Regions from separate parts of the Homo sapiens genome. Here region 1 is linked to region 2. Evidence: chromatin loops called from intact Hi-C (ENCODE). Cell type or tissue: GM12878. All regions are shown on one strand. Each heading gives the region's core, and the rest is flanking DNA. Links, peaks and the distances in the headings are about the cores only. Region 1 overlaps NAMPT (nicotinamide phosphoribosyltransferase). Region 2 has its middle 70 kb from the start of SYPL1.

Region 1 (2,924 bases), core at 144-2,643, 78 kb after region 2:
GTTCACCCACACAAGAACTTCTTTCAAAATTGGGAGTGCATCCTCTCAAACCCTGCTTTGGTTTTATCAACTGATTTTACTGATATTCGAAGTCCTTTGTTGTCATTTCAACGATGTTCACAGCATCTTTGCCAGCAGTAGATTTCATCTCAAGAAACCACTTTCTGTATCCACCCATATGAAGCAAATCCTCATCTGTTCAAGTTTAATCATGAGACTGCAGCAATTCAGTCAGATCTTCAGGCTCCACCACTTCTAGTTATCTAGCTATTTCTACCACATTTGTAGTTACTTCCTCCACTGAAGTCTTGAAGTCAAATCAAGACTCAGTTATCTGTGAAGGTTGGAATCAATTTCTTCCAAACTCCTGTTAATGCTGACATTTTAACGTCCTCCCATGAAGCATGATGTTCTTAAATGGCATCTAGAATGGTGAACCCTTTCAGCTACAGACTTAAGAATATATTTCTTCTTTTTTTTGAGACGGAGTTTCACTCTGTTGCCCAGGCTGGAGTGCAGTGGCGTGATCTTGGCACACTACAGCCTCTGCCTCCCTTCAAGCAATTCTCCTGCCTCAGCCTCCTGAGTAGCTGGGACTACAGGCATGCATTGCCCCACCCAGCTAATTTTTGTATTTTTAGTAGAGACGGGGTTTCACCACGTTGGCCAGGATGATCTTGATCTCCTGATTGCGTGATCTGCCTGTCTCGGTCTCCCAAAGTGTGGGATTACAGGCGTGAGCCACCACACCCGGCCAAGAATATATTTCCTAAATAATAGCATCTGAAATTACTCTTTGATGGATAGGCTGTCGAACGGACGTTGTGTTAGCAGGCATGAAAAACAACATTAACCTCTTTGTACATCTCCATCAGATCTCAGATGCCATCTGCAATGATATTTCGAAACAATCTTTTTTTTTTTTTTTTTTCCTGAGCAGTCGGTCCCAACAGTGGGCTTAAAATACTCAGTACACTATGATGTAAACAGACATGCTGTCATCCAGGCTTTGTTGTTCCATTTATAAAGCACAGGCAGAGTAGATTCAGCAAATTCTAAGGGTCCTAGGATTATCAGAATGATAAATGAGCACTAGCTTCCACTTAAAAGTGACCAGCTGCATTATCCACTAATGAGAGTTAGCATGTCCTTTCAAAGCAGATGTTGTCTTCTCTCTAGTTATGAAAGTCCTAGACGGCACCTTCTTCCAATGGAAGGCTGTTTCCTCTACACTGACAATCTGTTTAGTCACCTGCATCAATGATCTTAGCTAGATCTTCTGGGTAACTTGCAGCAGCTTCTACATCAGCACTTGCTGCTTCATTCTGCACTCATGGAGATGGCTTCTTTCCCTAAACCACAGGAACCAACCTCTGCTAGCTTCCAATTTTTCTTCTGCAGCTTCATCACCTCTCTTAGGCTTCACAGAATTGAAACGAGGGCCTTGCTCTGGATTAGGCTTTAGCCTAAGGAAATGTTGTGGTTGCTTTGATCTTCTATTCAGACCATTCAAACTTTCTCCCTAGCAGCAATAAAGCTGTTTCACTTTCTTATTCATATGCTTAGTGGAGTAGCACTTTGATTTTTCTTCAAGAACTTTTCCTTTGCATTCACAACTTGGCCTACTGTTTGCCTTAAGAGGCCTATTTTAGCTTTCAGCATGCCTTCCTCACTAAACTTAATCATGTCTAGGTTTTGATTTAAAATGAGAGGGATGTGACTTTTCCATTCACTTGAATACTCAGAGGCCACTGTGGGGTTATTAATTGACCTAATTTAAATACTGTTGTGTCTCAGGGCATAGGGAAACTTGAAGTGAGCAGAGAAAGGGAATGGGTAACTGGTGAAGGAGTCACAACACACACAGTATTTATCAATTAAGTTCACTGCCTTATCTGGGTGTGCCCTGTGGTGCCCTAAAACAATCACAGTAGTAACATCGAAGATCACTAATCACAGATCACCATAACAGATATAATGACAAAGTCTGAAATATTGTGAGAATTTACCAGTATGTGTCACACAGACATGAAGTGAATACATGTTGGAAAAATAGCACCAACAGACTTGCTCAACACAGGGTGGCCACAACCTTCAATTTGTAAAAAAATGCAATGTTTGCAAAGCACAATAAAATGAGGTACGCCTGCATAACACTTATACTATCTGGCTAAATCTAATACTGATGACAGTCAATGCTTAATTTAGAAGAGGTGGCAGCTATTCTATAATTTCTGAAAAAGCACCCATTAATATTATGAGTTTTACAGATTTGTGAAGCTCCAGTCTATGAAAACTCAGACCTATGCCAGCAGAGTCAAGGCTTTGTTTTATATTCCAAGGAATATTTCTTGACTGACATTTCCTTGTTTCACAATGATACTTCTTTAGATTCATCATTCAGGGTGGCCAATGACAACTGGAAGAGTAAGTATGGCTTGGCTGGCACCTCTGTATTTTAAACTACTATTATTTCTAAACTTTAAGCAATGCACAGAGATTTATACCAACATAAACACTTACAAAGACTTAAAATTGTATTTATATTGTGTTCTTTATCAAACATAAACAAACTTAATTATAAGAAATGCCTTATTGAAACTTTTAATATAAAACACATACCTCTTGTAAGGTATTAATATCTACTCCATCCCCTTGAATAACTCTAAGATAAGGTGGCAGCAACTTGTAACCCTTTGAGTTCTCAGTAACAGGAAACTTCTTACCTAAAATCTCCAAAACCTATATGGAAAAATACACATGCAACACAAATAACTAAAGCTGAAAACAAGTATAAGAGCTTTTCAAAGTTAAATGATTTTGCTTTGATAATCGAGAATATAAAAATTAACTACTTTAAAAATTTTATAACACTATGTATATGCTCTCTAAAATTTGGTCCAGTGTACTTTAAAGGGTTAAAG
Region 2 (2,924 bases), core at 313-2,812:
CACATTCTCAGCCCCACATCAGATTCGGTCAGGAACTCTGGGGAAGGGGCCCAGGAATCTGTATCTTAACAAGCCCTCGAGATGATTCTGATGCAAGCCAAAGTTTGAGAACCACAGTTCTAGACTACCCCATTGGCAGGACTGATTGAAGACGTCAAAGAGTATTTATTGAGTTCACATATTTTGTAGAAGGTGGCATTCAAGGCATGTTGCAGACTGAATACAACCCTTGTCTCCCTCTTCCTCACCCTGATGGAAACTCTGGACCAAGTATGAGAACCTTAAAGAGCAACAAAGTACATGGAGCCAATCATTGCATTGGCCCAAATCCTACATCTACAGGAAAAGGGAACAGAAGATACATTTTTATCCAAGATTTGTCACATCTGTGGGCCTCCAAAGATCAGCAAAATAAGACATTAATACTTTTCAATCTTTTTCAAGTTGTAATATGCTAATAACTGATGGGTTAAATTACAAATCATGATCTGTTCCCAAAGACTCTCAATACACATAATTACTTAGAAACAACAATTAGCCTTGGAAATTAATGATTAAAACCAACACAATTTATTACTAAACTATGTCCTCAAAGCAAGAAGTGGTGTTTAAAGAACCTCCCAGTAGGACTAACGCTTGTGAAAAAGTTAATTTAGGTAGGCTAATTTAAAAACCAACATAGGCCCTCTTTTGGATCACCATTTATGTAAAATCATGTTAGTAAGTATCTTAAGTTTTAACTCCTATCTATTCAAGACGATTGATTTATGAAATTTTAATTTTTCTGAATCAGAAGTTGACACTTAGATCATCTTTTTTGGTTGCTTTAATTAACAGGCTTCTACTTTCCCTTTCTTTGTGGTTGCATAGTATCAGAAGCCACTCCTTTATTTTCAACTTCTTAAAATCACTTTGTTTTACATTTCTTTTTTGCATGTAGTACATAGCTGGATTTGTTTTTAAGCCAACCTGACAGTCTGTTTTTTAATGGGTTAATTCAGTTTGTTTATATTTAGTGACAACTGATAATACAGTTGACCCTTGAACAACACGGGTATGATCTGGGAGACTCTACTAATACGCAGATTTTTTTCAACCAAACTCAGATTGAAAATACAGTACTCCCTGGATGTGAAACCCACTTTAACAGAGGGCTGACTTTTCACATAGGCAGGTTCCACAGGGCTGACTTTGGGACTTGGGAATGAGCAGATTTGGGCATCTGTGGGGGTCCTGAAACCAAACCCCCAAGTGTAACAAAGGATAACTATACTCACTTTCCTTCTGCCAACTTAAGTATGTTCACTGTTTGTTTTATTTTTTTATTTTTTATTTTCTTTGAGATGGAGTCTTGCTCTGTCACCCAGACTGGAGTGCAGTGGCCCGATCTTGGCTCACTGCAACCTCCGCCTCCTGGGTTCGAGCGATTCTCCTGCTTCAGCCTCCTGAGTAGCTGGAATTAAAGGTGAATGCCACCATGCCTGGCTAATTTTTGTATTTTTATTAGAGACGGGGTTTCACTGTGTTGGCCAGGCTGGTCTCAAACTCCTCCTGACCTCAGGTGATCTACCCGCCTCGGCCTCCCAAAGTGTTGGGATTACAGGCGTGAGCCACCGCGCCTAGCCTGTTGTTCGTTTTATTTTGCTGGTTCCTCTTTATTCCTTTTCTTATGGTTTGGTTAAGTTACCATTTATTCCCTTTTCCCCCGTTGTTAATTTTTAGCAGCTTCATTGAGGTATAATTGACATATACAATAAACTGCACATTTTAGATTATGCAAGTTGATAAGTCTTGACATATGTACAGGTCCTAAAACAGTCACCAAAATTCAGGTGATGAACATATTTATCATCCTTAAAAGTTTCCTAGTGCCCTTTTGTAGTTTCTTCCTCCCATCAACTTTCTGTTACAGTTTGTACTTTAAAGAATTTTATATAAATGAAATCATACAGTATGTGTATGTTTTTGTTTGGCTTCTTTCAGTCAGCATTCTTTTGTTTTTGAGATTATAAATTGTGTGCCAGTAGCTTCTTTGTTTTTATTGCTGAGTAGTATTCCACTGTATGGATATGCCATAGTTGACATTCACCTGTTAGATCCATGGTATGGATATTCCATAGTTGGCGTTCATTTACCTGTTGATGAACATTTAAGTGGTTTCCAGTTTTGTGCTATTACAAATAATGCTGCTATGAACACTGATGTGTAGATCTTTGTGTGCATGTACATTTTCATTTATCTTGGCTAAATACCTACAGTTGGAATGTCTGGATCAAATAGTAGGAGTACGTTTAACATATTATGAAATGTTCATATTGTTTTTATTTTTTTAATTTTAATTTTTTATTTTTTTGAGAAGGAGTCTCTGTTGCCCAGGCTGGAGTGCAGTGGTGTGATCTCAGCTCACTGTAACTTCTGCCCCTCGGGGTCAAGCAATTCCCCTACTTCAGCCTCCTGAGTAGCTGGGCCTACAGGCGCCTGCTACCTTGCCTGGCTAATTTTTGTATTTTTAGTAGAGATGGGTTTCACCATCTTGGCCAGGCTGGTCTTGAACTCCTGAACTCATGATCCACCCGCCTCAGCCTCCCAAAGTGCTGGGATTACAGGCATGAGCCACTGCGCCCAGCCTCATACTATTTTTAAAGTCAGCGTTCCACATATAGTGGGTCTGTAAAATGACCCACTATCAGTGTATGATAATTCAGTTTATTCACCCGTCTCCAACCTTAGTATGTTTAGTCTTTTTAATTTAAGCACTCTAATAGGTGTGTCAAACCTAAATAACAGAGAAGGAGACTCTGAAAGAAAGATTTATTCAGGAATGGGCATTGAAATGGGAATATGTGTGGGCGTATTCAGGAAGATAAGGCAAAAGTTTTTAAAGGTAAAATGAAGAAGATTAAGTTGTTTTCAGCCAATCCTTG

Evidence for each region. Hi-C counts contacts between places; a loop is a spot of excess contacts. Peaks named below come from ENCODE experiments on the same cell type or tissue, not always from the same donor. Only the 100,000 strongest peaks of a DNase experiment are listed, where the experiment ranks them.
Region 1: a loop joins it to region 2, with 3 times the contacts of the local background. A loop is called at or near these places in 10 of 110 quality-filtered maps.

What each region holds. Positions count from the first base shown.
Region 1 is chr7:106,258,966-106,261,889 of GRCh38, forward strand. NAMPT (nicotinamide phosphoribosyltransferase) reads right to left here. Exons shown (of 11, transcript NM_005746.3): 8 at 2,623-2,742. Among named protein-coding and RNA genes, the nearest start is that of NAMPT, 25 kb to the right of the region's middle. RefSeq lists enhancers at 1,035-1,561, 1,562-2,086. In GM12878, for the core only: no CTCF peak of the experiment used is centred there; a DNase peak (open chromatin) is centred at 1,530; H3K27ac peaks cover 434 bases.
Region 2 is chr7:106,181,039-106,183,962 of GRCh38, forward strand. No RefSeq gene overlaps it. Among named protein-coding and RNA genes, the nearest start is that of SYPL1, 70 kb to the left of the region's middle. RefSeq lists an enhancer at 1-206. In GM12878, for the core only: no CTCF peak of the experiment used is centred there; no DNase peak of the experiment used is centred there.